2 separate regions of the Mus musculus genome follow, and region 2 is linked to region 1. A link is a loop called in an ENCODE intact Hi-C map of the cell type or tissue named here. Cell type or tissue: left cerebral cortex. All regions are shown on one strand. Links, peaks and the distances in the headings refer to the core of each region. The heading gives the core; the rest is flanking DNA.

Region 1 (2,500 bases), core at 1-2,500:
ATGCTTAGCCGAGGATTTAGAGATGAGAGTGATTGGGAATGCTGGAAATTAGACTGAACCAAAAATGTAGCTAAGACTGAATTCATAAACAGCATGGTCTCTGGTTATTACTGGGAGGTAACGACAATTGATATTGTAGAACTCCTGTGCCCCTGAACTTGTCGAGTAACAATATTTAACGTAATTTTCATACTCAGCTAAACAGCATCCTGAGTGGTTTACAGGAAGACTTTTAACCATCTGATCAACTCCATGCGCTCAATGTTTTCATTCCCATTTTACAATTTATAAACAAATCGAGGCGCAGAGAAGTAAATTCTAAAGGTTAAAAACTGTTCAGAAGCTGGGCCTGGTAGCACATGTCTTTAACTGTAATCGCAACTAAGCAAGAGGATTGCCCTAAAGTATGCCTATGGTGCTAATTTACATAGTTAACTCCAGGCTGGTTAGGACTACACAGGGAGACTCTGTCTAAAATTCAAAATCATAAATAAATTCTAAAGTGGCTGTCACCTGGTATATTAATTCAGCTTAGTTCCATGCACAGTTTTAGTGATTCCAGTAAATGTAGTCATTGATAGATAATATTGACAGAAATGTATGCTGAACTATGACTAACTCATAAACAAGAGACATGTGTGAGTTGTCCAGGTGGGCTGGCCTCATTTTAGTTGGTATCAAGAGAAGAAAGGTATTGTAGTTAAGATCATGAATCTCGCTGGAAAATCAGTTAGGTCAAACCTAATTTGTGGAAGGTGAATTAAAAAGGGGAGCTTGGCTTTGAGGTGTGTGGAGATGATAATTCTGTTGTGGTTATCAAAATTGCTTGCAAGAGGCATCTGGTGCAGTGTGTTAGCCTCGGGTAGCAAAGACACGTATAGCACTTGCTGAGATCAGGGAAAGAGAAACGTGCTGTTTGGGGCCACTAAGAAGGTAATTAAATAAAGGGAGCAATGAGGACGTGCTTTGCTTGTCCTTTCCGGGGGGGAGGGGGAGGGGGAAACAGGAAGCCTCTAACCCCAGCACTAAACACCTACTCAGAACTCACACCCTTTGGACCTGGGGCTGTTCAGAAGTACTTTCCTACCACAAAGCCCAAACTCCCCTTCAGGCAAAGGAGATGGAATTTGTGCCTTTCAAAACCAACTCCAATCCGACTCCGAACTGAAAGCTTGTAAACTGGCGCATTCTCCAGTTTCTCGGGCCGAGGATTCTTCCTAAAAAGGACAGGACACACCTGGCTGGCCAACCTCGAGTCTCTCCTGTAACGTTTCCCCATCCTGTGACCCTTTTAAGAGGCGGATCCCGCAGTGTCCTTTTCCTCTCCGCTTGCTCGCTCGCTCGCTGGCTGGCTCTCTCTCCCAGCCACCTCTACCCCCAGCCGGGTGGGCGGAGCTTCGCGCGAGCGTCCCAGAGCCCGACGAGGCCGCGGCAGTCGCGAGCGAGCATCCCTAGCGCTTGCTTGTAGGAGCTGCGTCTGCAGTAGCCTGGCCGCTGACGCTGCGTGCCGGCTGGCAGGGCAGCCTGCGACCTCGCTGGCCCCGCGCCCGCTGCTAGCCGCCGGCTCCCCACCTGGTTCGCACCTAGTCCCAGCCCGGGTCGCCTGCCGAGTGCGCGCCATGGGGCCGCCGCCCGGGATCGGGGTCTACTGCCGCGGCGGCTGCGGAGCTGCCCGGCTACTGGCTTGGTGCTTCCTTCTGGCTCTGAGTCCGCACGCGCCCGGTTCCCGGGGAGCCGAAGCCGTGTGGACCGCGTACCTCAACGTGTCCTGGCGGGTTCCGCACACCGGAGTGAACCGCACGGTGTGGGAGCTGAGCGAGGAGGGCGTGTACGGCCAGGACTCGCCGCTGGAGCCCGTCTCCGGGGTCCTGGTACCGCCCGACGGGCCCGGGGCGCTCAACGCCTGTAACCCGCACACCAATTTCACGGTGCCCACGGTTTGGGGGAGCACGGTGCAAGTATCTTGGTTGGCCCTCATCCAACGCGGTGGAGGCTGCACCTTCGCGGACAAGATCCATCTGGCTTCAGAGAGAGGGGCTTCTGGAGCGGTCATCTTTAACTTCCCTGGGACCCGCAATGAGGTCATCCCCATGTCTCACCCGGGTGAGTGCAGCTACTAATTTGCAGCTCTTCAAACCTCTACTGGTGACCAGCTTCCCCGGTTTCCTTCCCTGCTTGCCTCTCCCTGTCCCTTTGCTTGGAAAGAAAACGGGTGCCCCTTTTTTTGCCCCCACTAAGTAGAGCAGGGTCCTCCCGAGAGTCTTCAGGTGTAGGGGTTGGGTGCAAAAGAATTCTTCAGAATTTAATTTGCCTCTGGTGGAAAAGGGTAAGACAAACGGGGTGGGGTGCTTGGGGGGGGGTCGCAGAGGCTGGCACAGTTGGGGTTTTCGCTTCTTTTCCTGGTGTTTCACAAGGGTGCTTTCCTGGGATTAAGGGTGTGGGAGGGTGGGCATTGGCTTTTAAACTAGGAGGGAGAACATTGCCTGGGAATCGCTTTGCG
Region 2 (8,124 bases), core at 3,016-5,515, 74 kb after region 1:
CAGGATTAGTCACATCTTCTCCCACTGAGGTCAGACCAGGTAGTCCTCTACAGTATATGTGTCAGGGCCTCAGATTAGCTCCTATATGCTGCCTGGTTCGTGACGCAGTATCTGAGAGATCTCAGGAGTCTAGGTTAGTTGAGGCTGCTGGTCTTCCTTATGGGGTTGCCCTCCTCCTCAGTTTCTTCCAACTTTTCCCTAATTCAACCATAGGGGTCCCAGACTTCAGTCCAATGGTTGGGTGTAGGTATCTGCATCTGTTTCAGTCAGCTGATGGTTGGGCCTCTCAGAGGACAGCCATGCTAGGCTCCTGACTGTAAGCACATCATAGCATCAGTAATATTGTCAGGCCTTGGTGTCTCCCCATGAGGTAGATCCCCAGTTGAGCTGGTCACTGAACCACCTTTCCTTCAATCTCTTCTCCATTTTTGTCCCTGCAGTTGTTTTAGACAGGAACAATTCTGGGTCAGAAATTTTGACTGTGGGTTGGTAACACCATCCCTCCTCTTGTGGCCCTGTCTACCTATTGGAGTTGGACTTTATGAAGAGAGTTTTAATAAAAAGGAGCAAGGGGAGAAATGAAAAATACAAAACATATAAATGAAATATTAAAGGGGCACCTGGAAGTAGAATGGAGCTAAATCCTTTGTTCAAGGAGATAAATGGATTAAGGGAATTGTGACTATAGGACAAGATCCCACCCAACTAAGCTTACTGTTTATGATTTTGCAGTTAAACAAGAGAGACTCATATCTAGGTGTTATGATTACTTGGTTAATTTTAATCTGAAATGAATTACAGTCCAGAAATGGAGTACACACACTTTTGATCTAGATCTTGAGGAATAGTGGCCATGAAAGCTTAGGCCCAAGCATGGTGGTTCATACCAGGACACAAAGACAAATAGTTCTCTGAATTCAAGGCCAGGCTCGGGCAATGAAATTTCTAGGTGAAGAAAAGCTTAAGTCCGAGCATGGTGGTACATGCCTTTGATCCCAACATTCAGGAGACAGAGCCATGCAGATCTCTCAGTTCAAGGTAGGTCAATCTACAGAGCAAGTTCCAGGACAGCCAAGTTTAGGCGGTGAAGGAGTTGGGAAACAGAAAGCTGTTGATACTGTAATAGAACAAGGGGGCCATGTTCCAGCTCAAGCAAACTGCAAAACTTGGCAGCTTTGGCCATGTGACTCTGGCTTTAGAGTGAGGAATAAAAGGGACTACTGGGACAATCGATGCTGGCTAGCTGGAGCTAAGAAATTATCGGTGATTAAGAAGAGATTAGCATCATTGAGGTAAAATCTTTTAGGATGTATTTTCCGAGAATGCAAAGAAGTTATGTTCCAGATATAGCCAGGATTGTACCTCATGTTGCAGCTGGACTTAGTAATATGTAAGAACCACCCAGATGGGTAATGGTGTTAAAGGCATGAAAGGATCATAGAGAGCAGCTGAAGCTTGCCTCTGTGTGAGGCCAGGGCATTAGTGAAAGAGTAGCCTCCATTGCAGGTGACAGCCTAGGACTAAAGGGATTATGCAAAGAAGTTAAGGCTTGACACCATAAAGAGAACCTATGAGAGTCTATTGGTGAAGCCTAATTGCAATGAGAAACCCCAGCATATTAGAGATTCCAGTACCAACCATTAGATGGCTACCAGGAACAGCAGCAGCAGTGGAATAGAGTCAACCAGAGCTTTGAGTGCTACAGAGGACAGAGTTGGAGAAGTGACCCAAGCCCTTTCAAGAAACCCAGAAGATTGTGTGTAGAACAAGAACCTGTAAAGTCGAAGTTGCCTTGGAGACCCCAAGATGTTAGAGATGTCAGAGCCATGGAATACCTGCTGAGGAAAGATGCTGACAGGGAATGGAAACAGCCCAGGAGAAAAAAGTTTGTTGCAGTCAACAGCAATGAAAGGAGTTGGAGATCTGAAGAGTGTTTTGACATCAGATATGGAGATGCAGGATTTGGAATTTGTCCAGCTGGCTTTTGGTCTTGCATTTGTCCAATATTTCCCCACTGTGACATTTTGGAATGGTAATGTATATCCTGTGATGTTGGAGGTATGTGATCTGCTTTTTTATTATTTTTTTTTATTTTATAGGGGATTACAGTGAAGTAGTTGGATAAACATCAGAAGAGACTTTGAGCTTTGGACTTTTAACATTGTTGAGACTGTTAAAAACTATGGGGGTGGGGCATTTGAAGTTGACTAAATGTATTTTGCATTATGCTATGGCTAGGTATGTCCCCAGAGACTCATTGGTTTGTACAAGCCTATGGGGGCCAGGGAGTAGCATGTAGTAATTTGAGTATGTGTGACCCAGGGAATGGCACTAATAGGAGGTGTGACCTTGTTGGAGTAGATGTAGCTTTTTTGGAAGAAGTGTGTCACAGTGGGGGTGGTCTTTGAGACCCTTCTCCTAGCTGCCTAGAAGCCAGTCTTATCCTGTTTGACTTTGGAACAAGGTGTAGAACTCTCAGCTCCTTCAGCACCATGACTGCCTGGATACTACCCTGCTTCCCACTATGATGATAATATACTGAACTTCTGAACCTGTAAGCCAGCCCTAATTAAATGTTGTCCTTTATAAGAGTTGCCTTGGCAGCATAGACACACAGGTCCAAGGCCCCTGGCAAATATATATTAGGGGACTGACTGGTCTGGTTTCAGTGGGAGAAGATATACTCAATCCTTGAGAGACTTGAGGCCCCCAGGGAAGGGGGATGCCTGGTGGTGGGGAGCACACTCTAGGAGGCAAGGGAGGAGGAATGTGATGAGAAATTGTGGGAGGGGAAACAGGAGGGAAGGCAATGGCTAGAATGTAAATAAATAAAATAAGTAAAAAAAAGAGTTGCCTCGGTCATGGTATCCTTTCACAGCGATGAAAATCCTAACTAAGACACTTATTAATGAGCATAGCATGCGATACATTAAGTTCCAGGACAATATCAGCAGCGATATTCAAGATTGTTTGTAATTCCTAAGTATTTTACAGGAATATTCATAATTGGACAATGAAAAGAATGCCATGGTATTTTAAATGTGGTTTTAGAGAAACAATTATTTGCAAAGACTTGAAGTACATTATGATCAAGACAAATTTTAGCGCAATAGACATAATTCAATTTGAAAACTGTTTTCTTTATACAATCAGTGAAGTGTTTGTTTATAAATGCAAAAGTGTTCTAAATCCCCAGCTCCAGCTCCAAGCTGGAAGTGGGCCTGATCTTAAGACAGAGTATCTGGGTAGCCCTGGCTGGGTTCAGCGTACAGAGAAGGAACCATCCAATCCTGATGCTCTTTGCCATAACTAGAACCATAAGCATACTGACGGACAATGGCGGCTGGAACTGTACAAATGAAGGAAGACAAAGGCTATCCACATTTGCTGCATTTATTGACCTTTTACTGTGAAGAAATGGAGAAACGATGTGCCTTAATACACCTTCAAAGGGTGACTTTGCGCTAGGAAACACTCTGCCTTGGGATTTTGCTTTGTTGGTGGTGGTGATGGTTGCGTTTTTCTTCCACAAAAATAAATACTTGCTTGTGACATATACCTGCTTCGCCAGAAACCGCCCAAGTCTTGGAAGATTTAGCCTGGAGACACTCCTTGGGGCAGAGTTCACTGGCTCCAGGACTCCTAGTCTGAGTGTCCCAGTCCATTGTCTTAGCCACATGGCCCTATATCTTTATTTTGAATACCTTGCCAACTTCTCAGGACCTTTTATTTGCATTCTTTCTGTAAGCCAGTTTTCACTTTCACTCTATTCTTTTCCTGTCGGGATTGAGTTATCCTAACAACAACAATAACAACAACCAGCCCTCAAATAATTCCTCACAGCAGAACTCTTTCATTTTAGTGCGTAGGCTGTTGTGCAGCATTGTCAAGGTATCAAGAAAATAGGCTGCCCTGCCCTGCAAGGAATTTCGGGTGTTTGTTTGTTTTTTAAGGTTAAAAAAAAAAAAAAGAAATACCTAAAAAGTTGGAGTAGAGATTTTTCAGCCAGTAGTCAAATAAACAGAGGCAGCATGGGGGAAGGGATAATCGCAAGTGTGTGTGTGTGAAGAAGTGTTTTCTGAGATTTACATTCTTCTGGTATGAATGGACAGAATTTAATTTAGGCAAGGCTTTTGAATAACAAGTCTATTCACCCACTGTGAGAGCGTGGGTAAGTAACTTCGCTTGCTAGCGCTTAGCGAGCAAAGCGGAGGATCCACTTTGAAAGATTTCCCTGAGGATTACCTGAGAAATCACCTACTACCTAATAGGCGCAAAGTAAATGGAAGTTGCTGCAGGCTACTGCTTCCTGGATGGGCCATTACTCAAAAATGCCGGAAACTTTGTTTTCAACAAACTAGTCCTCTCACTATAAAAGAACTAGGAACACTGCTGTCATACACGGGGTTAGCTTATTTGAAGCAAAAAGACAAAAGAAAACCCTCTTTAACTTTACACAGGCTAAACTCACTTAACTGGTGGCGGGAGCGCCTCAAAGGCGCCCCCAACCCACCCAACTAGTAACCCAGTGCATTGTGGGAAATGTAGTCTAGGGCTATATTAGACCGGGTACGGGAAAAGTGGATAGAAAACTACAACTCCCAAGAGGAGGTGAAGCGGGGCTATTTCCCAGTCTGGCAGTAGCTCCGTGGGAGGGAGTTGGCACTCTCTCTGCCTACGTGGGAGAGAAGGCACGGTTGGGGGAAGTGTGGAAAACCTCCGGAGGCGCCGCCGCCAACGGAAGACTTGGTGGGAGGAGAAGTAGAGGGGTAAAGACAGGCTGGGAGGGTGGAGGTGAGGAGGACAAATAGGTCGCCTCCGTTCCCGAGGCGGCACAAAGTTCTTCAAGATGTGGCTGAAGCCCGAGGAAGTGCTGTTGAAAAATGCGCTGAAGCTGTGGCTGATGGAAAGATCCAACGAGTACTTTGTCCTGCAAAGGCGTCGAGGCTACGGGGAAGAAGGAGGAGGGGGACTTACAGGTAAGAGGTTGTGGCCAGCTACACCTGCGTTAGGGCTGGGTCCGCTGTCACTGAATAGGTGGCAAGGCAAACAGTTACTCGTCGCTGCCCGCTGCCTCATCTTAAACCCAGGGCGACTGACTGGGGAATTCTGCTCCCGCCACCACCTTTCCTCTGCTACCACCGCGTCCTGACTGTCTTGCACAGGACTCCCAGTTGCTCTTTGGGTCTTACCGCGATAGGAGAAGCTAAGGGGGTTTCCAGTACCTGATGGGTCGCTTCCCATGGCGAAGGGGGCTGATGGGCAGTGCAGTGCGCTAGCTAGACTAGTCCCGTTAAGACAGGCGAGGAGAGCGGGTTCGCGGGTGTGGACTTAACTTTTTTTCCAAAACCTATACAAATAATCACCACCCTAGGGAGTGAGTGCGAGTGTGTGAGGGGCATTGCTAGGACATGGGAATCCTAAGGAGAACGAAGTGCCCCAATCACACCTTGAGAGAGAGGCTGCAAGTGAGATTTGGGTCGGGGCATGGGGCTGCTTGATGCTGGGGAAGTGAAGGAGTAGCCCTCAGAATTACTCACCTCCTCTCAGTTTCGCGTCTTTTGCTATATCCAAGTTTTCAACCCTTGGAATCCCTGTATTCTTCTAAGAGTACATTTCTCTCCAGTGAGTTTGGCTCTGCCCCTTCTTTCAAAGATGTGTAAACCAAACCAATTAAACAAGAAGGAGACTCAACTCTTCTAAGCCAGTCTCCCACAGTTGTTAATCTTAATTCAAAACTGGTCCATGTCTGAAGATTACAAAGAAGGCTGTTTTTAGATCCTTAGTCTTCCATAGGGGCTTTTTACAAATTTGGACCTTGGAGAGACAAGAGCTGTTTTTCATGGTAATTCTTAGTTTGGTATTAGGGCTTTGAAGTGGTGGAGCAGCTTAATTTGGGGAGGGTGATGTAGAGGGAAGAAGCAAAAATCTGACCACCTGAATTTTGATCATATCCTTACCTCTTGCCTGTTGGATGGCATTGATCAAATTCTTTCATATATGCAATCTTTTTTTTTTATGGTGGGTTTAAACTGCTTTTCTCTTCTGAGATTCTTTTTTTATTGATCATTTTATTTGTTTACATTTCAAATGTTATCCCCCTTCCTGGTTTCCCCTCCACACCCCCTTATCCCATATCTCCCTGCCCCCCTCCTCTTTGCCTCTATGAGGGTGCTCCTTCAACCAATCACCCACTCCTGCCTTACCACTCTTGATTCCACCTATGATGGGGTATAAAGTCTCATATATGCAATCTTAAGGTACCACTTTGTGCTAGAATTATAATTTTGGTCACTGCCTTTAAAGTGCTGGGTTGAGAGAGGAGGGTGGAAGTAGACTAGGAAGATTAACTAGTTTACTAGAAAAAAATAGAATCAGAACCAAAGGACTACTGAAGGGTTGAAGGAAGAAGTTTCGTGGCTTATGTGACATTGATCTTCTTTGGCTAAAAAGAATGGTGCTTACTCTATGGAGATATGCGTGTAAACTGTAAGATAATGTTCATAAAGGTATGTTTATGTTAAGGCGAGCCTCCTCTAATGTGGATAGAATTCATATGTCCTATGAGATATATGACTTTACAACTAACAATCATCTGACTTATCCAACTTCTAAAAAGGGCCTTCAGGCAGTATGGGAACAAAAATTGCCCCTATAATAAAAGTAGCATTTTACATTTTTTCCTGAACTTTAAAAATTACAAGTTGTTTTAGAGAAAAGTTTTCATTGAAATGACAGTTTCATTCAAATAGAAATTTCTTTTTAAAATTAATTACTTTCTTTATTTACATCCCAAATGTTGTCCTCCTCCTGGTCCCCCCTCCCAAAGTTCTTCAACCCATTCCCCCTTCACATCTGTGAGGGTCCCATCCCCCTTTCTCTGTGGTATCAAACAGGTCAATTAAAATGGATTTTCTCTTTACCCCACTCACCTCTTTTATTAGTTCCCCATTGCTAGAACACAAGGAACTTCGTCTGAAGAAATAAATGAAAATTTCTATCACTTGCAGATATGTGCTGTGATGAGTAACTTATAGTCAATTTGTATCTGCATGACTGTTTTCCTTGTGACAATAACATGCCTGAAATAACCACCAAAGTCATATAAATTTAACAAAATAACTCAAAAAGGAGCAAAGAGATATTTTAAATGTTTTTGTTGTTGTTGTTGTTCCGTTTGGTTCAGAGCAAAAGTGTATGCTGATTTTCATGGCTGCCTAACTACTGCCTTCTTAGTTAAACTTGTGGAGCTAAGAGCTGTGCTGTCCTCATTTCCATTAGCTTTCATCAGAGCATCAGTATAGGCCAGCATAAACCTGCCTTTGCCCATTTTATGTATTTGATATGTTGTCGTGTTACGTACTATCCCTTTATAAGATTAGTTTATGTTTGGTATAATGGAGAAATGACAGTGACCTTTGAGAAATGTTAATAATTGTACTTTAAAATTTGTTTTCTTTGATATGCGATGATTGGGAGTAATCCCCACCCCCATAATATTATATCTTGAGTATAGATTTGATGAAATTTAGTTGATTCCATTTGAGTGGGGGAGTCTAATTATATAGCTCAGGCCAGCTTCAAACTGACAGTTTTTCTTCCTCATCCTCCCAAATGCTGGTATGATAGGTATTCACTACCACACTAAGCTTGGTGAACTAATTTTTCTTTCATAATGATGATTCTCTCAAAAGAATCTTCACATTAGAGTCCCAAGGTCCCTTTTCTAGAATTATAAGATATTTTTAGTGGGCATCTGGTTAGATTACTGATCATTTATCAAACTTTGTCTTTCTTAGTTATCCTAGGTTACAGCAGAATGGAACTTTTGTAAAAAATTTTTTGTTATACCCAAAGTTGTTATTGTTGCTTTGGTTTCTTGTTTATTTAGAGACTATTTTACCCTGGGTTTTTCTAGTTGCCTCACATTCTCCCTTGGTTGAGAAAGGTAAAGACTGCACGATTGCAGCTAAATTTAGCCCCTTGTTTGATGTAATTAAAATAATTTATGCATACTTGGCTTATTAAGCACAAATCAGCAATTTTCTCTGCTTGGCAGATGAGAGCCACTACGTAGACTACCTCCTGTTAAGTACTCTCCTGAATGTGGCTTAGGGAGACCTG

The links. Hi-C counts contacts between places; a loop is a spot of excess contacts. Peaks named below come from ENCODE experiments on the same cell type or tissue, not always from the same donor. Only the 100,000 strongest peaks of a DNase experiment are listed, where the experiment ranks them.
Region 2: a loop joins it to region 1, with 7 times the contacts of the local background. A loop is called at or near these places in 1 of 42 quality-filtered maps.

The regions. Positions count from the first base shown.
Region 1 is chrX:139,609,187-139,611,686 of GRCm38, forward strand. It overlaps Rnf128 (ring finger protein 128), which reads left to right and starts at 1,434. Exons shown (of 7, transcript NM_023270.5): 1 at 1,434-2,103. The coding sequence starts at 1,620. In left cerebral cortex, for the core only: a CTCF peak has its summit at 1,426; DNase peaks (open chromatin) are centred at 1,412 and 1,978; H3K4me3 peaks cover 1,619 bases; H3K27ac peaks cover 1,367 bases.
Region 2 is chrX:139,680,332-139,688,455 of GRCm38, forward strand. It overlaps Tbc1d8b (TBC1 domain family, member 8B), which reads left to right and starts at 4,665. Exons shown (of 21, transcript NM_001081499.2): 1 at 4,665-4,979. The coding sequence starts at 4,850. In left cerebral cortex, for the core only: no CTCF peak of the experiment used is centred there; DNase peaks (open chromatin) are centred at 4,204, 4,632 and 5,284; H3K4me3 peaks cover 1,475 bases.